Linked DNA regions of Homo sapiens: region 2 is linked to region 1. Evidence: read pairs that join two places in POLR2A ChIA-PET (ENCODE). Cell type or tissue: HepG2. All regions are shown on one strand. Each heading gives the region's core, and the rest is flanking DNA. Links, peaks and the distances in the headings are about the cores only. Region 1 overlaps LINC00596 (long intergenic non-protein coding RNA 596). Region 2 holds the start of DHRS2 (dehydrogenase/reductase 2).

The links. ChIA-PET counts read pairs that join two places held together with the same protein. Peaks named below come from ENCODE experiments on the same cell type or tissue, not always from the same donor. Only the 100,000 strongest peaks of a DNase experiment are listed, where the experiment ranks them.
Region 2: POLR2A ChIA-PET joins it to region 1 with 16 read pairs; 3 of 35 experiments call an interaction of 5 or more read pairs at or near these places.

What each region holds. Positions count from the first base shown.
Region 1 is chr14:23,877,492-23,889,128 of GRCh38, forward strand. All of the region lies in intron 2 of LINC00596 (long intergenic non-protein coding RNA 596), which reads right to left. Among named protein-coding and RNA genes, the nearest start is that of LINC00596, 20 kb to the right of the region's middle. In HepG2, for the core only: no CTCF peak of the experiment used is centred there; a DNase peak (open chromatin) is centred at 6,670; H3K4me3 peaks cover 1,412 bases.
Region 2 is chr14:23,628,987-23,640,623 of GRCh38, forward strand. It overlaps DHRS2 (dehydrogenase/reductase 2), which reads left to right and starts at 7,378. Exons shown (of 9, transcript NM_005794.4): 1 at 7,378-7,786; 2 at 9,841-10,018; 3 at 10,193-10,370; 4 at 10,808-10,909. The coding sequence starts at 9,879. In HepG2, for the core only: a CTCF peak has its summit at 6,867; DNase peaks (open chromatin) are centred at 7,069, 7,495 and 8,095; H3K4me3 peaks cover 2,183 bases.

The sequences.
Region 1 (11,637 bases), core at 5,297-7,796:
AGGGATTTAACTCAGTGGTATAAAAAAAGTAAAGAGAGCAACAATAAAACCCAAGCTTAACTAGCTAGGTGTTGTGATGTTCATCTGTAATCCCAGCTACTCCGGAGGCTAAGGCACAAAAATCACTTGAACCCAGAGGTGGAGGTTGCAGTGAGCCAAGACCACGCCACTGCAGTCCAGCCTGTGAGACAGAGTGAGATTCTGTCTCAAAACAAAACAAAAACCCAAGCCTACCTCCATTTCTGACGAGATTGACTCAACCTCCCACACTGTCTAACAGAAGAAAAGGCATGTCTATTTCCATACATAAATACTATTTAACTTAGTGTCTACTGTTCTACACATTATGTTCACCATGCAATCAAGAACTATGAGACACACATATGTCAATTTAAATAATTCATTGCAAGGAGATAAAGCAATCAACAGAACCAAACTCAGAGATGACCTAGATGTTGAAACTATGAGACAAGTGCTTCAAAATAACTGTGACTAATACTTTTTTAAGGCCTATTGGAAAAAGTAGCTAGCATGCATGAGTAGATGGGGAATTTCAGCAGAGAGATGGAAACTATCCTCAAGAGTCCAGTAGAAATGTTAGAAATGAAAACATGACATCAAAGATGAAGAATTCATGCTAGGCGCAGTGGCTCACACCTGTAATCCTAGCACTTTGGTAGGCCAAGGTGGGTGGGTCATCTGAGGTCAGGAGTTTGAGACCAGCCTGGCCAACATGATGAAACCCCATCTCTACTAAAAATACAAAAATTATCCAGGCGTGGTGGCGTGTGCCTGTAATCCCAGCTACTTGGAAGGCTGAGGCAGAATCACTTGAACCCAGGAGGTGGAGGTTGCAGTGAGCCAAGATCACACCACTGCACCCTAGCCTGGGAGACAGAGTGAGACTCTGTCTCAAAAAAAGAAAAAAAAAAAAAGAACAGAACATCCACAAGTAGTGGGACAATATAATCTGTCTAACATATGTGTAATTGGCCAAAATGAGAAGACAGACAATAGAGCAGAAGAGAAATAGTTAACGCATAACAGCCAAGAAGTTTTTGAAATCAATAAAGATATCAAACCAGAGGTACAAGAAACTTAGAGAACCTCAAGCAAAATAAAAACAAATAAAACCACACACACACACACACACACACACACACACACACACTTACCCCTAGATAGATGACATTCAAACTTCTGTGTATCAAAGATAATAAGGAAATCATGGAGGCAGTCAGAGCTAAAAGAAATATTACATACAAAGGTTTTTAAAGAGAATTATAGTATATTCGCATTAGAAACAATTCAACAAACCTGTTAGTATTGCATTGAATCTGTAGACAAACTTAAGGAAAATGTATATAATACTGAGTCATCCAACCACAGACATAATACCTCCCTCCATTAAGTAAGATTTGTAATTTAAATAGACTTCTGCACAAAAGGCTTGCACATGTTGTGCTTTATTTATTCTTAATTATTTAATATTTTATGCTATTATTAATAGCATCTTTCTTTTTATTTTGTTTTCTACCTCTTTGCTGCTAATATATAATAATGTAAATTATTTTCAAATATGAAGTTTGTTCTGTCAACTTGTTAAATGTATTAATTTTGATAATTTATCTATAGAGTCTTTCGGATTTTCTAAATATCCAATCATCAGATGATCCATGAATGATAACACCTTATTTCTTCCTTTCCAATATTTATGCCTTTTACTCATTCTCTTGAATTACTACACTGGGTAGGATTTCCAGTATAACACTGAAAAGGTGTAGTATTTGTGGGCATTTTTGTCTTGTTCCTGAACTCAAAGGCAAACTTTTCAATGTTTCTTCAATTCCATGTGTTGGCACAGAATGTGAAGCAATGAGAACTCTTATATGCTGATGATAGAAGTATAAATTCATACAGCTATTTTATAAATAAAGTCATTAACTATTAAAGGTAAAGATATAATACTCTATGAGCTAAAAATTCCAATTCGGCCGGAAACTATAAAACTACTAGAAGAAAACATTGGGGAAATTGTCCAAGACATTGGTCTGGGCAAAGGCTTCTTGAGTAAGACCTGAAAACCACAGGCAACCAAAGTAAGAATGGGCAAACGGGATCACATCAAACTAAAAAGCTTCTTCACAGCAAAGGAAACGAATAGCAAAGTGAAGAAACAACTTATAGAATGGGAAAAAAATTGCAAACTATTCAACTGGCAAGGGATTAATAACCAGAATATATAGGGAACTCAAACCACTCAACAGCAAGAAAACAAGTAATCCAATTTTTTTAATGGGCAAAAGATGTGAACAGACCTTTCTTGAAAGAAGATATACAAATGGCCAACAGGTATGTGAAGAAAATGTGCAACATCATTAATCATCAGAGAAATGCAAACCAAAACCACAGTGATATATCATCTAAACCCAGTTAAAATGACTTTTATCAAAAAGACAATAAAACAACAGGTGCCAGTGAGGATGTGGGGAAAGGGGAATGCTCATACGCTATTGGTAGGAATATAAATTAGTACAGCCATTTCGGAAAACAATATGGGGGTTCCTCAAAAAACTAAAAATTAAGCTACCATATGATCCAGCAAATCCCACTGATGGCTATATATCCAAAAAAAAAAAAAAGGGAAATCAGTGTATCAAAGAGATATCTGCACTTCCATGTTTATTCACAAATAGCAAAGATATGGAATCAACCTAAGTAACCATCATTGGACGAATGGTGGTACACATACAACAATGAAATATTATTCAGCCATAAAAAGTAATGAAATCCTGTCATTTGCAACAACATGGATGGAACTGGAGGACATTATATTAAGTGAAATAAGCCAGACACAGGAAGACAAATATCACATGTTCTCACTCATATATGGGAGCTAAAGAGTCGATCTAATGGAAATAGAGAGTAGGTTGATGGTTACCAGGAGCTGGGAACTGTGGAGGTGATTAGAGGATGAAGAGGGGTTGGCTAACAGGTACAAAAATACAGTTAGATAGAAGGAGTAAGATCCAGTGGTAACACAATAGGGCAACTATAGTTAATAGTAATTTTTGTATATTTTGAAATAACTAGAGGAGTGAAATTGGAATGTTCCTAACACAAATAAATGATAAATGCTTGAGGTGATGGACACCCCAATTACCCTGATTTGATCATTATACAATGTATGTTTGTATCAAAATATCAAACCCCATAAATATGTAAAACTATTATGTAGCTATAAAAAATTTTTTGGCCCAGCGCGGTGGCTCACGCCTGTAATCCCAGCACTTTGGGAGGCTGAGGCAGGTGGATCACAAGGTCAGTAGATTGAAACCATCCTGGCTAACACAGTGAAACCTCATCTCTACTAAAAATACAAAAAATAAGCTGGGTGTGGTGGCAGGTGCCTGTAGTCCCAGCTACTTGGGAGGCTGAGACAGGAGAATGGCGTGAACCCAGGAGGTGGAGCTTGCAGTGAGCCGAGATGGTGCCGCTGCACTCCAGCCTGGGCGACAGAGCGAGACTCCATCTCAAAAAAAAAAAAAAAAAAATTTAGGAAATTTCAATTCTGGATATATGCCCAATAGAACTGCATGCACATATGCCCTAGGAGGCATGATAAGAATGTTTTATAGCAGCACAATTTATAGAAGTGCAATTTATATAACTGGAACAAGTTACATTTCTATCAACAGTAGAATGGATCAATTGTGGTACAGACATCAATGAAATATGTATTGGTTGTCTATCATACTACCCCAAAACTTAGTGACTTTTCATTGAGTTCACAATTTTATGGATCAGCAATTTAGACTGAATTCAGCTGGGGAGTTCTGGTCTCAACTGAGCTGCCTCATGCATCTGTGAGATTCTTTTAATTTCTGAGGGCTTAGCCCACACAACCAAGCTTACTCAGCTGTGTTCCACATACATCATTCTCCAGCAGTCTAGCCCAGCCTTTTTCATGTGGCTGAGGCAGGAGTCCTGAAATACAGAGCAGAAGCACACAGGCTGCTGGAGGCCTATGCTCAGAATAGGCGTGTGGTCACCCTGACCATATTCTATTGGCCAAAGGAAGCCACAATGCCAGCCCAGATTCCAGGGAAGAGAACTAGACCCCATTTCTTCATGGGAGGAGCTCTAAAGTCACATTGCAAAAGGCATGGGTATTGGAAAGAGTGAAGGACTGTGAGTGTTTCTTTAATCTACCACTGAAAACTGGGATTGAAGTGAAAAACAATAACCTGCTACTACACATAACAACATGGATGAATCTCATCAATAATGTTGAGTGAAATAAGCCAGGCTACACAGAATGCATACTGTATAATTCCTTTTATATAAAGTTCAAAAACAGGCAGAACTAAAGTGTAGGGTTTATAAATATATGCTTAATAAAGTATTTTTAAGTGGGAAATTAATCATCATAAATGTCAGGGTGCTAGTTACTTTGGGAGGATGATTGCCTTAAGATAATGGAAAGGCATCAGAAATTGAGCAACACACAGGGGCTTCTGGGTTCTTGGCAGTGTGCTTTCTTAACCTGAGTGGTAATGAGCTAGGCGCTCATTTTGAATCACTAAGTGGGAGATTTATGTTTTGTGCATTTTTCTTTGTCTTATATCTCATGATAAAAAATTAAATAATGTATGATACTGGCACAAGGACAAAACATGGACAATGGAATATAACAAAGAACTGAGAAAAAGTTTGTACCCATAATAAGAACTTGATATACAGTAAATCTTGCATCACAGTTGATTGACAAAAGGACAAATTGTTTACGAGATGATGTTGGAAAAACTGTCTCATTAGAGGTAAAAAATCAAACTGGATCCCTACTTACCAGAGTATATATACAAGGAAATCTCTAGAAGGATTAAAGACTTCAAGGCAAAAGATTATAAGTCAATGGTAAATATTGTGGGTTAATATCTTCCTAACAATACCAGGCAGGGAAGGACTTCTAAAGAACAGCAGAAGAACAAATCATAAGGCCAAAGCTGATTAAGTCAATTGCATCAAACTAAGAAAATTTATTCAAGGAAGTACAACATGATCAAAGTTAACAAACAGGTGACAAATTTTGTGTTATTTGCTATCCCTAATGTTTTTTAAAAACTAACACAGTATCTAAGATATACAAGAAGCTATTAAAATTAAGATTAAAAAGCAGAAAATCCAAAAGAAAAATGAACAAAGGAAATAAACAATTTGCAAAAAGAGGAAATCAAATAGGCTGGCAAGTATATAAGGAGAGGCCCAAACTGGCTATGAGAATAATTCAACTTTTTAAAATAACACGACATTACTTTATTATGCTGGCAAAAATTATAAAGCTGAACAATGCCAAGTATTAGCAGAAATGTGAGGACAGAAGTGTCCTCTTATGTTACTGGTGGGCATGTAGACAGGCGCAGCCACCCTAAAGAGCAATCTGACAGTTCTTAGTTCTATATCATTGTGCTTCATGACCATCAAGATCCACTTTTGGATGTGTACTGGAAAAAAAAAAAAAAAAAAAAACCTCACACTGTAGCTTACTTGAGTACCTGTATGAGGATGTTTATTCACACTGTGATGGAGAGGAACTGAAAGTGACCCAGATATCTATCTAGAATAAAGCAGATAGGAAAAATGTGGAGTACCATCAGCAGTTAGAAGCAACGACTACACACACCCAGAGTGTCATGCATTATGCTGAGTGAAAAAATAGGATCCATCGCACATATCAGTTATAAAAATGAATACAACATACCAAACAGACAATACACATTTTACAAGAATACATGCAAGTAATACCACATACATTAAACAGAAGGGTTTTCTTTAAAGGAGAAGGAGGCAAATGAAAGTGGAGAATGAGGCCTGTCATTCTCTAAGGGGCCTGTCTAAACCAATGACGGGGCATGCCATGAACTGAAGACTGTGTTTAACCCAACCCTGTATGTCCAAAAGAAGAAAAAGCTCAAATAAAATATTCCTCCATGGCTTTTTTCTCCATGGCAACTGCTGTTAATGTGTGTGTGTGTGTGTGTGTGTGTGTGTGTGTGTGTGTTGTACATTTCCTAGAAAAATGCTGAATGCATCTACTAGCATGTCTTTATGGCCATGTAATTCTCATTTACATCATATTACTCTGTACCCTGTTCTTTATGTTTCATAATATACTTTGGACATCTTTCCCTTTCAGCACTTACAAATCTACCTCACTTTTAAACAGCTGTATTATTTTTATATACTCCAATTTAATTTTCCTATCAATAGATACTTAAGCTTGGCTTTTTAAGTTGCTTGCTATTAAACGAGTTTGCTTTTTAAATTGTTCGCTGTTGCCATTCAAAAGACCACCACGATGGTTAAATAGCAGAAAGGAGAGCTTTATTGGTGATATTGGTTTGTAAGTTGGGAAGAGAAACCAGCAAACCAGCACGGACTGACGGTGGTCTCTCTTTGTAGGGGGAGGGAACAGCTTGGGTTTTACTCCTCATGGGTCTGTGTTACACAATAGAGCCATACATATTCAGCAGGTTTGGGGAAAAGCTATACATATTTATGAGGGGAGCTGAGCAAATGAGCAACGAGTAAACACACGTTACATACATCTCAAGTTTACTTTGAAACAGGGTTTTAGCACTGAAATGAGGTGGAATTTGGCTCTTTACATCAAAAGGTTAACCGTACGGCACAAAGACCGTTTGTCCACAGCCTCTATAAGCTGACTGAAACTGGCTTAATGTTTACAGTAGCTTATCAGAAAAGAGTGTTTGTAAGGCCAGTCCTCTGTCCAATCAGAATTACAGTAGTCTGGGTTATAAATCAGATTTAGGAGAGGTCCAATGGCTGCTATTGTTAGGAAGTTTAGAGTCCTGGGAATTTAGAAATTTGCCGTGCCAGCTGGGCTCTGAATGCTCCACTCGTAGGTAACTTTGTTTCCTTAACCTTAGAGTCTATCTTAGTTGATAAAGGGGCATTTATTTTGGGCTCTCAGATCACACTATTAAACCGTAGGGACCAAGGGAAAACTTCCCCTTTGCCCTCTGAAGGTTCACTGAAAATCAACTGACAAAAGGCAGACTTAAGGGAGGAAGGGCATACAAAATGTATTAACATGCGCATGTATTCACAGGAGTCATACAAAATATAAAACTCAAAGAGCCAGATTGTTGATGCTTTTATACCATCTTGAGGTTACAGAAAGAAAAGAGCTTGGAGCACCGCAATACAGGTTATGGGAGGTAGAGAAGAGGAAAGGCATGGCTACCAAAGGCAGTCTTATTAGGTAGATGAAACCTCGCAGGTAGCAGCTCTCAGAAAGAGTAGACGGTAGCCTGCGCTTGAGTTAATATTTCCTAGATCTGGACTAAAAAAGGGTGCCTCAGAGAAAGCCTAGCTTTATTTCACTAATGTAGATTTTTCTCTACAGATGAAATCTCCTCCAGAAAAGGCAGCTTTTCTGGGCTATTCTTGTCTGCAGGCCCTCTGAATAACCATCTTAAAATACATCTAAAATGTATATTTGGGAATAACATTTTTGTTTCCTTTAAAACAATGCCTCTGCAAATATTCTTGCACATACACTAATAGGAAATTTTATCAAGCATATTCACAATGTAAATCCCAAGCAATGAAATTTCTCAGTCAAAACAGTCAAAATACACATACACTTAAATATTTGATAGATGTTACCAAATTGCCTTCCCAAAGGTTGCAACAATACAAAATCTCATCAAAAAATCTGAAAGTACCTATTGCTCCATACTTTTTCCAGCTCTAGATAGTATAAAGGTTTTTTAAATTTTTTACCAATCTATAAGTTGAAAGATTCTATCTTACTGATGTTTTTATCTCCATATTTTAAATACGTGCAAGACTAAGTATATTTCCATAATTTTACAGGCCATTTATATTTTTCCTGTGAACTGTCTGTTCTTATAACATGTCTATTTTCTTCTGAGTTGTTTTACTTTCTCATTCATTTGCATGAGTTATTTTGCAAATTAAGGCAATTAGCCATTTTATCATATGTTCTGCAATTACATTTTCAGTCTGTCTTGTCTTTTGCCAAACAGAAGTTTTAAATTTTAACACAGTTAAATTTATCAATCTGCTCCTTTATGGCTTCTAGAGAATAAATATTTTAAATTTTATTTTGTGACTTGGAAGCTTAAGTGCTTTTCTGAGAGGATTGATTAGACTGAGGTGAAGCGGGAGGAGGAGAGTAATTGAGACAGTTGCAACTTAAAGGCAGAACGAAGACTTTAAATGAAGAGCTGGCAGAAGTGCTGGTGGCAACAGCCATAGCAGCCCAGCTGAGGCAACTTCCAGGGCAGTGGCATTCTGGTAGGGCCTGTTGGATCCTTCCACATCAAGGAAGTTCTTAGTGATACTGGTGAGCAGCCCAGGCTGGTCCTGAGCCTTGAGGTAACTATCAAGTGCTTTCTGGACATATCAGGGAAGGGAACTCCTCAGGGGAAGTAGACTTCATAATTATTTGGGTTTTGGAGAATACTGGAGAAATAATAGCTTTCTTTATTAAGTTGGCAAAACTGGTTACACTTGTAATATTAATCTCGCAGTCTGGTTTTCTCTACCATGGTTGTGAGAGAGATTAAGATTTTTTTTAATTATATTTATTTAAGTTCTCTTTTTTTCTTCTGTTTTCTATTTCACTTATTTCTGCTTTAATATTTATTATTTCCTTCCTTCTGCTAACTTTGGGCTTCATTTGTTCTACTTTTTTTAGTTCTTTGAGATGTAAAGTTGGATTGCTTATATGAGATATTTCTTTTTTCTTAATGTAAGCATTTATAGCTATAAATTTCCCTTTTAGAACTGCTTTTGCTACATCCCAAAAGTTTTGGCATGTTTTGTTTCCATTTTCATTTCTCTCAAGATTTTTTTGATTTTCCATTTTATTTCTTCTTTGACCTATTGGTCAGGAGTTGCATTGTTTAATTTCCACATATTTGTAAATTTTCCAATTTTCCTTCTGTTGGATAATCTAAAAGAAATGGATAGATTCCTAGCATTATATAATCTACCAAGAATGAATCATGAAGAATTTAAAAATCTGAATAGAGCAGGAACAAGTAAGTAATAAATAAATAAAGGAGACTAAATTAATAATTTTTTGTTTTGTTTGAGATGGAGTCTCACTCTGTTGCTTAGGCTGGAGTGCAGTGGCACGATCTGGGCTCACTGCAACCTCTGCCTCCCAGGTTAAAGCAATTCTCCTGTCTCAGCCTCCCAAGTAGCTGGGATTACAGGCATGCACCACCACGCCCAGCTAATTTTTGTATTTTTAGTAGAGACGGGGTTTCGCCATGTTGACCAGGCTGGTCTTGAACTCCTGACCTCAGGTAATCTGCCCACCTCAGCCTCCCAAAGTACTAGGATTACAGACGTGAGCCACTGTGCCCAGCCTGAATTAATAATTTTTAATAAAACCTCCCAACATGAGATTTAAGCTTACTTCTTGAAAAAAAAAAAATCTCCCAACAAACAGAATTCCAGGACCAGCTAGTGTCACAGGTGAATTCTACCAAACATTAAAAGAAGAATTAATGCCAATCCTACTCAAAATTGTCCAAAAAATTGAAGAGGAAAAAACTCTTCCAAACTCATTTTATAAGACCAGCAATACTCTGACACCAAAGCCAGATAAAAACACTGTAAGAAAATAAAATTTCAGACCCATATCCCTGATGAACATAGATGTAAAAATACTCAACAAAATGCTAGCAAACCACATTGAACAGCCTACTAAAATGATCATTTACCATGATCAAGAAGGATTTATCCTTGGGATGTGAGAATGGTTCAACACATACAATCAACAAATGTGATACACTATGTTAATAGAATGAAAACTAAAAATCATATGATCACATCAATAAATGCAAAAAAAATGCATTTGATGAAACACAACATCCTTTCATGGTAAAAACTATTAACAAATTAGGTATAGAGGGAATGTGCCTCAACATACCAAAGGCCATATATGACAAGCCCACAGCTAGTATCATACTCAACAGTGAAAAGTCAAAAGCTTTTCTGCTAAGATTAGGAATAAGACAAAGATGCCCACTCTCATCATTTCCATTCAACGTAGTACTGTAAGTCCTAGCCAAGCAATGAAGAAGGAAGGAAGGAAGGAAGGAAGGAAGGAAGGAAGGAAGGAAGGAGATAGAAAGGAAGAAAGAAAGAAAAGGAAGAGGAGGAGGAGGAAAGGGAGGAGGAGGAGGAAATGAAGGAAGGAAGGAAGGAATCAAAATAGGAAAGGAAGAAGTAAAATTGTCTCTGTTTGAAGATGACATGATTTTATATAAGAAAACTCTAAAGACTCCACCAATAAACTATTAAGACTAATCAACAAATTCAGTAAAATTGCAGCTACAGAATCAACACCAAAAAAATTAGTTGCATTTCTATACACTAACAATGAAATATCTGAAAAAGAAATAAAGAAAATAATTCCATTTATAATAGCATCGAAAACAATAAAATACCTAGGAATAAATTTAACCAAGGAGGTGAAAGACTTGTACACTGGAAACTATAAGATACTGATGAAAGAAATTGAAGAATATACAAATAAATGGAAAGATATTCCATGTTCATGGATTGGAAAAATTAGTATTGTGAAAATATTCACGCTACCCAAAGCAATCTACAAATTCAATCAAATTCCTGTCAAAATTCCAATTGCATTCTTCACAGAAATAGAAAGGACAATTTTAAAATTCGTATGGAACTACAAAAGACCCCAAATAGCTACAGTAATCTTGAGAAAGAAGAGCAAAGCTATAGGCATCACATTTCCTGATTTCAAAGTATATTACAAAAGCATTGTAATCAAAACAGTATGGTACTGACATAAAAACAGATAAATAGATCAATAGAACAGAATCAAGACCCCAGAAATAAACCCACACATATACAATCAGTTAATATTTGACAAAGGTACTAAGAACACACAATGGGGAAAGGATCATCTCTTCAATAAATGGTGCTGGGAAAACTGAATGTCCACATGCAAAAGAATAAAATTGGGCCTTTATCTTACACCACTCACAAAAATTAACTTGATTTGAATTAAAGACTTTTAAATGTAAGATCTGAAACCATAACAATTCTAGAAAAAAATAGAAAAAAAAGTTGCTTGGCATTAGTCATTGCAATTACTTTTTGGATATGACACCAAAAGCAAAAGTAACCAAAGCAAAATAAATAAGTAACTACATCAAGCTAAAAAGTTTCTGCACAAAAAAAAGAACAATAAAACAAAAAGGCAACTTACCGAATGGGTGAAAATGTTTGTAAGCCATATATCTGATAAGGGATTAATATCTAAAATATACAAAGAAGTCATACAACCTAATAACAAAAACTTATAATCCAATTTTAAAATGGGCAAAGAACCTGAATAGATATTTCTCCAAATAATGCATACAAGTGGCTAACAGCTACATGAACAGGTGCTCAACATCTCTAATCACCAAGGAAATGTAAATAAAAACCACAATGAGATGTCACCTCTCATGTCAGGATGACTGTTATCAAAATAGACAAAAGATATATGTTAGTAAGGATGGAGAGAAACAGGTACACTATTAGTGGAAATGTAAATTG
Region 2 (11,637 bases), core at 6,053-8,552, 250 kb before region 1:
CTGCACTAGAAGTTGCTGACCATTCTACATTCAGCATTTGAAGCAAATTGGAAAGATGAAAAAGCTCAATAAATGGATACCTCATGAGCTGACTCAAAGTCAAAAAAATTATTATTTTAAAGTGTCATCTTCTCTTATTCTATGCAACAACAGTGAACCACTATCCAGTTGAAAAGTGAATTTTATATGACAACCAGCAATGACCACTTACCAAAGCCAAACTTGCACCAAAAAAAGGCCATGGTCACTGTTTGGTGGTCTGCTGGTCTGATCCACTACAGCTTTCTGAATCCTGGCAAAACCATTACTTCTGAGAAGAATGCTCAGCAAATTGATGAGATGCACTGAAAACTGCAACACCTGCAGCAGGCATCGGTCAACAGAAAAGGCCCAGTTTTCCATGACAATGTCCAACCACTCATTGCACAACCAACACTTCAGAAGTTGAATTAACTGGGCTTTGAAGTTTTGCCTCATCTGTCATATTCACCTGACCTCTCACCAACTGACTACCACTTCTTCAAGTATCTCGACAACTTTTTGCAGGGAACACACTTCCACAACCAGCAGGATGCAGAAAATGCTTTCCAAGAGTTTGCTGAATCCTGAAGCATGGATTTTTATGCTACAGGAATAAATAAACTTATTTCTCATTGGCAAAAATGTGTTGATTGTAATGGTTCCTATTTTTATTACTAAAGATGTGTTTGAGCCTAGTTATAATGATTTAAATAATTTAATTATTATTATATTATTAATACTATATAATTAGTCATATTCTGTATTCCAAACCCTTTCTTTGAAAACTCCTACGTTCCCTCCACGAATTGAAGAGTGGAATTGCTTTCTACTCTTCCCCTGCTAGCATGGATAATAAAGACATCTTGCTCCCTCTTATCATAACTATTATTATTTTGACTTCTTTCCACAAGCAGCAAGCAGCTGGACTCTTTTGCTGGTTATGCTTGTTAAGTGGTATGTGCAGCATTCTGCAGAATATTACTCAGACAACAAGTCCTGCACTTCCCCTAGGTTTCCTCCCAAGTTGTGGGTGAGGCCTTTTCTGAAACCCTCCTCCAACCTTTCTGAATTCTGGGGCTATAAATTCCAGGAATCTTTGTGTTGTTCAGATAGAATCTGCAGTGCCTGAAATCCAGCCTGCTGCTTACTCACATCCTCATACTCAGCTGCAGACTGCCTGACAGAAGGGCTGCCAAACTGCACTCCAGACAGACAGGTGCACAGCCAGGTAAGCCTGGGCCAGCATCACACTGCCCAGGGCAGGCATGATGTGGCTCAGGCTGGGGCTGCCTTGCCTCACTGCCTTGGGTTGGGTCTATAATGACTGGAACTGCCCATCTTCACTCCTGTTCACTTTTTATGTTGATGCTCTTTCTTCCTGCCTCTATGTCTGCAGCTCAGTCTATTTCTTCTTTGATTATCAATACAAAGCTCTTGGGGCTATCAAAGTCCTTTGGACCACCCAAGTCAACCCCTTATTTTACTGTGATACAGATGGAGGCAAGAGGGGAACAGACTTGTCCAAGATCACACAGCTTCTGCTGATATCTCCTTAGTGCTGATGAAAAAGAGTCAAACTGTAAAATATTTGAAGAGATTTATTCTGAGCCAAATGTGAGGACCATGACCCATGACACAGGTCCAGGAGGTCCTGGGAATATATTCCCAAGGTGGTTGGGTTGCAGCTTGATTTTATACATCTTAGGAGAACAGAAGCTACAGGCAGAGACACAAATCAATACATGTAAGGATTACATTGTTTTGGCCCAGAAAGGCAGGACATCTTGAAGTGGGGGCTTCCAGGTCACAGGTAGATTTAAAGATTTTCTGATTGGCAAGTGGTTGAAAGGGTTAAGCTCTGCCTAAAGAGTTGAGGTCAATAGAAAGATATGTTTGTAGTTAAGATAAGGGGAGTTGTGGGAGCCAAGGTTCTTGTTAACGTAGATGAAGCCTCCAGGTAGTAGGCATCATAGATAATAGATTGTAAATATTTTTTATCAGATCCTAAAAGGTGCCAGACTCTTAGTTAAATCTCTCTTGGATCAGGAAAAGACCTGGAAAGAGAAGGGGATTTTCTATAGGATGTAAATTTTCCTCACAAGAGACAGCTTTGCAGGGCCATTTCAAAAAATGTCAAAGAAATGCATTTTGATGTAAAATACTTCAGTTTTTTTCAGGACCTGCTATCTGTCATGTGATGCTATACTAGAGTCAGGTTAGAATTTGGTATCTTATTGCTAAAAGTCTGTTTTTTCAGCCCTAAGATCTCCATTTTACTGTTAATGCTGGTCAGTCATGCCTGAACTCAAAAGGGAGGAGGGTATAATGAGGCATGTCCAACCCTGTATTCCCATCATGGCCTGCACTGGTTTTTTAAGTTGACTTTGGAATGCCCTTTGCCAAGCAGAGGAGTGCTTTCAGTTGGTTGGGGAGCTTAGAATTTTATTTCCTGTTTACATTATTCTCTTTTCTGATTTTCAATATTTCTAACTCTTCCATGTCTCTCATTCTTTCTCCTCTAATCTTTGTTTTCTTCCTCTACCCCCCCCACCCCTTTCCTTTTCCCTTCTCTTCTCTCTTTGGACCAGTGCTGAAGGCCATTCACCTCCAAGATGGGACTAGGTTAAGGGTGTGCCCATTCAGCTTCCCCACCCCCAAATTTGGGCATCTGAATTGATAAGCATGGAAAGGGGTATCAGAGTGGGCAGTGCCAGGCTCAGGGACCATTCTAAGCTCCCAGGACCTGTGGTCAATTCTGCTGCAGCTGACCGAGCTGACTGTTTTGGGGAAAGCATAAGTGAGTGGGGTAGGGTGAACCAGAGGCCTTGGAAGCTGCTCACTCTTCCCATCCTCCCAGGCAAAAGAGGGGCTTTGCATGGGAAGGGGAAGCAGGGGAGACAGAGGAGGCCTGACTTCATCTCTGCAGGTTGTTTACCTGCAACAGTCCAGGCAGAGTTGCCTTTCCTTACAATAGGTCAGCTTTCCTGCAAACCACATTGAGGCAAGTTCAGACAAGCAGGGCTTGGTAAGAACTGTTAGAGGCCAGAAAGGGGACAGCCAGACTTGCTGAGCTAGGAACACATCTCACAGGTGCTGTTACTCTAGCCTTCCAGCAGGGGGCGTCCTGTCCCGACAAAAGGCGAGTCCTCTTTTTCCTGCTGTCCTCCCAGCCAAGGAGACTGGATTCCTCTCAACCTCAAAAGGGGGTTAATCTGAGCTCGCAGCAGAAGGAGAGGAGTTCCCCAGGGGGGGCATAACAATGTTCAGAATCTGGTGTCCTGTTTAGAAAAGGTAGACCAATCAGGAGCTGAAACCCCTTGTCTCCACGTAATGCAAGGCTGTAAATATGACCTTGCAGGAAGGAGAGAGGCGTGAGAGAGTAAGCGAGAGCAACAGCAGGCAGAGTGGAAGCAGCTGGGAGGAAAGAGGGAGGAGGTCTAGGACCTACAAAGATTGTTTTTGGAAATACAATATCAGAAGAGATATAAATCGGAAATCAAGGCTTCCTTCCCAAAGCAAAGCATTTGGTCGCCTGCATTTTGACACTGAGTACAGACTGATATTTAATAGACAGTTTCTTCACAATTCCTGAGCAGCACCCATTCACTTATAATTTATAGATACAGACCCCTAACTCGAAGGAACTGAGTTATGCAAGAGTTGCTAAGGAACAAGGGGAGATGCAGTAGGTAAGGCAGGGGTTGCTTAGTAACCAGGAGTCCCTTGGTGATGGAGTGGCCAGAGCATGTCTGGAACTGATGAGGGTCTGTAGACAGAGTCATCCCAGGCCAGAGCCTCCTGCAAGTTCACATCTGTCGGCCCCTTGGCCCAGAGCTGCCAGAGCCTGCCTCTCTTCACCTTCCTGGCACTGTCCTGTCCCACATGAAAAGCACACTGCTAAGTCCCTGAGTGCCCTGCTAACTAACCCCTTGCTGGAACCACTCCTTCCCTCCCTCTCTCAACAGGAAGCTCATCAGATTCTTCCATTAGAGTAGGGAATGGCAGGCCAATGGGAATCCCACATAGGGGAAGGCAGGAGCCTCTGGGCTAACATGAATGTGGAGCTGGGAAATTAGGATTTGGGTGAAAGAGGGTCTCCTAGACAAGCATCCCTGGCATTTTCCAGTTCATGGTGATATATCTTCATACCTGAGTCTCCCATGCCAGATCCTCTCCCTGCCTTCACATCTGCGCATAGCTACAGAGGCACACCGTTCCCTTCTGAAGGGCCTCCTGAGGGCACAGGTCTCCACACAGCAGCCTGGATGTCTGTGGCTGGTTTAACTGGCTCAGCTCCACGGACATCCCTTCAGAGAGCTTCAATCAGCACCGGCCTGCTGGAGTCATTCAGAACTGCAGTCTGCTTTCTCAGGCATGAGCCCCCCATTCTCTGTATTCCAGGCACATAGGCATCCCTGCTCTCTCCCAAACACCCTGGACATCCACACCCTCCATTCTTCCTCTCAGCCTGTTCCCCTTGACAGGAGGATCTATCCTGTTGCTGCCCCTGTCAAAATCCTCCTCAGTCTTGCAGGTCCTATCTACCTGCAACTTTCCCAGCCTGATTAGCTCACCAGCCTTATTGAGCACTCCTGTGTTTCAAGCCCTGGGCCCCAAGAGGGAGGAGTGGAGCCTGTGTTCAAGGAACTCACATGACACTCATTACTGATCCTCTGCTTCCTGGCTAGGATACTCCATGAAAGCCCTCTGTGAACTGAATGTTTAAAATCAGAAAGTTTTGCTTATTTAAAGCAAAGCCCTTTGCATAGAACAACTTTGAGAAAGTATCTGAGATGCTGGCAAATTTTCTTCTGAGAAGGGAATTGGAGGATTTAATTTTTGAATTAAGTTTTAAGCTGCTTGAATTTTAAAATTTACCATGAGCAGGTAATCTTTACTTTTAAACTTTTAAATTGTGAATTATAACACATACGTAAAAAGTATACACATACATAGGTGATATAATATATCTTCATGGACATCATGTAGGCATCACTTGCTTATCAAATACAACATTGCCAGCACGCTAGAAGCTCTTTAGTTTGCCCCTTCTTTTTTTTTTTTTTTTTTTTTTTTTTGAGACGGAGTCTCCCTCTGTCACCCAGGATGGAGTGCAGTGGTGCAATCTTGGCTCACTGCAACCTCCAACTCCTGGGTTCAAGCGACTCTCCTGCCTCAGTCTCCCAAGTAGCTGGGACTATAGGCATGCGCCACCACACCTGGCTAATTTTTGTATTTTTAGTAGAGATGAGGTTTCACCATGTTGGCTAGGCTGGTCTCCATCTCCTGACCTCAAGTGATCCCCCTGCCTTGGCCTCCAAAGTGCTGGGATTACAGGCATGAGCCACCGTGCCTAGCCTGTTTGCACCTTCTTAATCATAACTGCCTCCCCACAGCTCTACTGCGGAAATACCCACTCTCCTCACTTTTGTGGTGATCACTGCCCTGCATTTCTCTGTATTTTTGTCACCTGTTTGCCTTCTTAAGCAATATAGAATTGTTTTACCTGTTGTTGAAACTTGTGGACTCAAATAATATGTATTCTTTTGTGTCTGACTTCTTTTACTCAACAGTATATTTTTTAAGATTCCTTTATGTTGTTCAGTGTGGCTTCAGCTCATTCATTTTCATTATTGTATAGTATTCCATTATAGAAATGCAACACAGTTTGTTTATCCATTCCACCGTTAATAGGCATATAGACTTTGATATGGTTTAGGTCTGTGTCCCTGCCCAAATCTCATGTCGAATTGTAATCCCCAATGTTGGAGGAGGGGGCCTAGTGGAAGGTGATTGGATCATGGGGGCAGATTTCCCCCTTGCTGCTCTTGTGATAGTGAGTGAGTTCTCATGAGATCTGGTTGTTTGGAAGTGTGTAGCACCTCCCCCTTTGCTCTCACTTCCTCCTGCTCCAGCTGTGTAAGTTCTGCCTGCTTCATTTCACCTTCTGCCTTAATTGTAAGTTTCCTGAGGCCTTCCCAGCCATGCTTCCTGTACAGCCTGTGGAATTGTGAGTCAATTAAACCTCTTTTCTTTATAAATTACCCAGTCTCAGGTAGTTCTTTTTTTTTTTGAGACAGGGTCTTGCTCTCTCTCCCAGGCTGGAGTACGGTGGTGCAATCTCAGCCTACCACAGCCTTGACCTCCTGGGCTCAAGCAATCGTCCCATCTTAGTCTCCCGAGTAGCTGTGACTACAGGCATGCACCACCACACCCAGCTAATTTTTATAGAGACATGGTTTCACCTTGTTGCCCAGGCTGGTCTCAAACTCCTGAGCTCAAGGGATCTGCCCACCTTGGCCTTCCAAAGTACTGGGATTACAGGTGTGAGCTACCGTGCCTGGCCTCAGTTAGTTCTTTATAGCAGTGTGAAAACAAACTAATACAGACTTGTTTCCAGTTTGGAACATTCTAAGCAGGCTTCTCTGAACCTGTGTGTACAGTCTCTTGGTGCACACATGACCTCCTGTCTGCAGGATGCAAGTTCCCTCTACAGAGTCAGAGATCTTTATTTTCAACTTCTCCGTATAATGCCAAATCATTTCCCAAAGTGATTGTACTTACCCTCTACCCAGCAGTGAATGAGAGTTTCTGTTGATTTTGCTTTTTCAACTAGAAGTGAGAGGTGACAATATGCTAGCAGCCCTTGCTCACTCTTGGTGCCTCCTCGTCCTCCACATCCACTCTGGCTGCACTTGAGGAGCCCTTCAGCCCACCACTGCACTGTGGGGGCCCCTCTCTGGGGCTGGCCAAGGCCGAAGCCAGCTCCCTCTGCTCGCCAGGAGGTGTGGAGGGAGAGGCGCCGGCAGGAGCCCACACTGTACAGGGCACTCACCGGCCAGCAGGGGCTCCGTGGGCCGGCCGGTGCCAGCTGGGCCTGACTGGGGGATGAGCTCCCTCTGGGCTGCTGGAGTGCCTGGGCTAGGTGCCGCAAAGTCCTGCAGTGTGTGCCATTGAGAGGTGAAGCCGGCTGGGCTTCTGGGTCCGGTGGGGACCTGGAGAACTTTTCTGTCTAGCTAAAGGTTTGTAAATGCACCCATCAGCACTCTGTGTCTAGCTAAAGGTTTGTAAATGCACCAATCAGCAATCTGTGTCTAGCCAATCTGGTGGGGACTTGGAGAACTTTTGTGTCTAGCTAAAGGATTGTAAATGCACCAATCAGCACTCTGTGTCTAGCTAAAGGTTTGTAAATGCACCAATCAGCACTCTGTCAAAACGGACCAATCAGCTCTCTGTAAAACAGACCAATCAGCTCTCTGTAAAATGGACCAATCAGCTCTCCATAAAATGGACCAATCAGCAGGATGTGGGTGTGGCCAGTTAAGGGAATAAAAGCAGGCTGCCTGAGCCGGCAGCAGCAACCTGCTCTGGTTCCCTTCCACGCTGTGGAAGCTTTGTTCTTTTGGTCTTCATGATAAATCTTGCTGCTGCTCACTCGTTGGGTCCGTGCCACCTTTAAGAGCTGTAACACTCACCGCGAAGGTCTGCAACTTCACTCCTGGGGCCAGCAAGACCACGAATGCACCGAGAGGAATGAACAACTCTGGACACACCATCTTTAAGAACCGTAATACTCACCGCAAGGGTCTGCAACTTCATTCTTGAAGTCAGTGAGGCCAAGAACCCATCAATTCCGTACACATTTTGGTGACTTTGAAGAGACTGTCACCTATCACCAAGTGGTGAGACTATTGCCAAGCAGTGAGACTATTGCCAAGTGGTGAGACCATCACCAAGCGGTGAGACTATCACCTATCGCCAAGTGGTGAGTACCATCAGATCCCTTTCATTTGCTATTCTGTCCTATTTTTCCTTAGAATTCGGTGGCTAAATTCTGGGCACCTGTCGGCCAGTTAAAAGTGACTAGCGCAGCCGCTGGACTAAAAACGTGGGTGTCAGGCTTTCTGGGAAAGGGATCTCTAACAACCCCTGGCTCTGTGGAGTTGGGAATGTTGTTTTGCCTGGAACCAGCTTCCGCTTTTCCTGTACTTCTGGGCTGAGCTGAGGGTCAACAGAGAGGAAAGCCATTCAGCTCCGGAGTCCCCACAACAAGTTGGTTGACCCTGCGGCCATGAGCGGAACTCTCAAAGGCATGTTGCCCAAGTGAGACTCACCTATCTATCCTATCTATCCTGACCCTTGCTCGCTGGGTCCTAATGCCTGCCAGACAAACTTTCTCTCTCCTCTCTTCTCCTAGGCTAGTCCCACTTCTAAAAAACCACTCCCTGTCTCTGGTGCTTTTCTAATTTCTCTTATAAGAATGATTTCTAGTAAAAATTTCAGGACTCTGTTACCTTCTTTAGGCACCTGGGCTCACCAATCAGAAAGACATAATTTTTGCCCAAAGCCCAGTTGTAGGGGGAACTATCTGGAATTTTAGAATCCCTCCTCAGATAAGCAGGTCTAACAAAAGCTATTCCTGAAGCTAGGATAGGGGGAGCCTCAGAAATTGTATCCTTCCTATTCATATAAGTGAGGACAAAAGGTGTCACTTTTCCAACCCTGGAGACCCCTTCCCTCCCTCAGGTTACTCTTCTTCATTTTTGGGGCATAACATCTTTATAGGACACGGGTAAGTTCCCAATACTAACAGGAGAATGCTTAGGACTCTAACAGGTTTTCGAGAATGCGTCGGTAAGGGCCACTAAATCCGATTTTTCTCGGTCCTCCTCATGGTCTAGGAGGACAAGCAAGGGTGCAGCACTCTATGTCTAGCTAATCAGGTGGGGACTTGGAGAACTTTTGTGTCTAGCGAAAGGATTGTAAATGCACCAATCAGCACTCTGTGTCTAGCTAAAGGTTTGTAAACACAGCAATCAGCACTCTGTCAAAATGGACCAATCAGCTCTCTATAAAACAGACCAATCAGCTCTCTGTAAAATGGACCAATCAGCAGGATGTGGACAGGGCCAGATAAGGGAATAAAAGCAGGCCACCCGAGCCAGCAGCAGCAACCTGCTTGAGTCCCCTTCCACACTGTGGAAGTTTTGTTCTTTCGCTCTTTGCAATAAATCTTGATTCACTGCTGCTCACTCTTTGGGTCCGCGCTGCCTTTAAGAGCTGTAACACTCACCACGAAGGTCTGCAACTTCACTCCTGAGGCCAGTGAGACCACAAACCCTCCAGAAGGAATGAACAACTCCAGACGCACTGCCTTTAAGAGCTGTAACACTCACTGCGAAGGTCTGCAGCTTCACTCCTGAAGCCAGCAAGACCACTAACCCACCAGGAGGAATGAACAACTCCGGACGGGAGGAATGAACAACTCCGGATGGGAGGAATGAACAACTCCGGACACACCATCTTTAAGAACTGTAACACTCATTGCGAGGGTCCGTGGCTTCATTCTTGAAGTCAGCGAGACCAAGAACCCACCAATTCCAGACACAGAAGCAGTTAATTAATAACTGGTATAATTATTTGTTGGTGCCTGGCATCTCATTTAACTGGGAAGCTGCATGGTTGGGGTCCAGGGCTGAGTCTGTCGTTTACTAAGGTGTCCCCGCCTCTACTGCCCAGTGCTTGACACATTGCCAGTGCTCAATGTTTGCTATGCAATGGATGGAAAAATCACCCTTGTCTAATGAATGTTGAGTCTCACATTTTAATTTGTGAATAATTTCCCCAGTTTTATAGCTTAGGAGTTTTCATGGATTGCTTTCCTGACCTGAGGTTCACATGTTTGAAATTTACCCTAACCAGCCTGACTCTCTGCCACTTTCTGTTGCTGGCCTTGTCTGTCTGGAGGAAGGAGGAGGGTAGATTACCTTCATGCTCACTGAGGCATCAGTGATAAGTGAAATTGATTCTTTCCCCCAGGCCTGATTCAGCAGGAAGCATCTCAGACACCAACCACTATGCTGTCAGCAGTTGCCCGGGGCTACCAGGGCTGGTTTCATCCCTGTGCTAGGCTTTCTGTGAGGATGAGCAGCACCGGGATAGACAGGAAGGGCGTCCTGGCTAACCGGGTAGCCGTGGTCACGGGGTCCACCAGTGGGTGAGTGCTGGATTGCCCATGGGTCCTGGCCCCTCACAGGGTCCTTGTGGCTTCCACAAGGACTCAGGGTTTTAAAGCAAGACCCAGCCTTATTTGCTGATTTCCAGAGCTGGGTAGAGGAAGGACAGTGGAGAGAGGCTGAGGCTGACTTTTGCCCTCCATCTCTGCATTCAGGATCGGCTTTGCCATCGCCCGACGTCTGGCCCGGGACGGGGCCCACGTGGTCATCAGCAGCCGGAAGCAGCAGAACGTGGACCGGGCCATGGCCAAGCTGCAGGGGGAGGGGCTGAGTGTGGCGGGCATTGTGTGCCACGTGGGGAAGGCTGAGGACCGGGAGCAGCTGGTGGCCAAGGTGAGGGGGCAGGCGGTGGAAGGACACAGAGAGGGGAACATGCAGAACCTTTCCTTCACTGCTTGGCCCTTGTGGGGTGGGTCTAGAATATGTCCTGAGACCATGACTGCACCCAGGCTGCCCAAGCTAACCTCGCTACCCAGAAGGTCCCTCAGGAAAGTGACCTGTTCGTGAGAGGACCCTCACCCCACCCCCAGGCCCGGGGAGAATCACTGTGGAGGAGGAGTCTGAAGGGGTGAGGGAGGTCCCCAGAGGGACTCCTGGAGCAGACCTTCCTCTCTCAGTGCCTGGCCCCAGGAGCCTGCCCTTGGGACACCTAGGTCATTTTCCTTTAGGAGCTCTGCAAGCTTTGCCTGAAGGCCTTATGACCTGGGCTGCCCTGGGAGGGATAGTCCTCCTCAGGCCATCTCCACACTCATCCAATCTCCTCTCCGCAGGCCCTGGAGCACTGTGGGGGCGTCGACTTCCTGGTGTGCAGCGCAGGGGTCAACCCTCTGGTAGGGAGCACTCTGGGGACCAGTGAGCAGATCTGGGACAAGGTGAGAGGCCTCCCCTGGGGAGGCGGCTGAGGGCCCGATTCCAGCTCTGCACTGGGCTCCAGCATGCCTGTGCCCACCAAGACTCTGTTTCCCTCCAGAGGTTATGGGAGAAGCAGGCCCTGGGTGGTAGTCCTGCCTGGCCAGCTGTCTCCCAAAATGTGCCCGGATGCTACTTTCTGGCTTGTTGGTTCTTAAATCTGGCCCCCACACTTTCTGCTTTGTTTTCTCTTCTCATCACTTTTTCATTTAATCATTCAGCAGGTATTTATTGCTGTCTGCCAGGCACCACTATTCCAGGCTCTAGGGATACAGCTGTGAATGGTTAGTCAGAGTCTCTCTGTAAGAGTCAAACATTTTTGTATGGTACACCCTTTTGTAGGGGAAGATACGGATACTGTGTTTTTCTTTGGTGACCTGTGCCTGTAGCGGAGACTGTCTCTCCTAGAAGGGGGCTCCTCACTGAGTCCCACACAAACTTGCCGACAGGACCAGATCCAGCCATCAGCATTCCGGGGGCTTAGACATCCCAGCCTGCTGTAAGTCCATTCAAGGATTCTGCTACCTTGTCCACAAGGGACCGGGAGAGACCTTGTAAAATGCCTTGAAGCTCATCTTGGGCCTAGTTGTTCCCCAGTGACTTCTGTTCCCTTCACTCTCATGTTTTGTTTTCTGTTCTCTCTGCCAGAATGCGTCGTGATGAATCTCATTCTTTCTGCTATTGTGAGCAT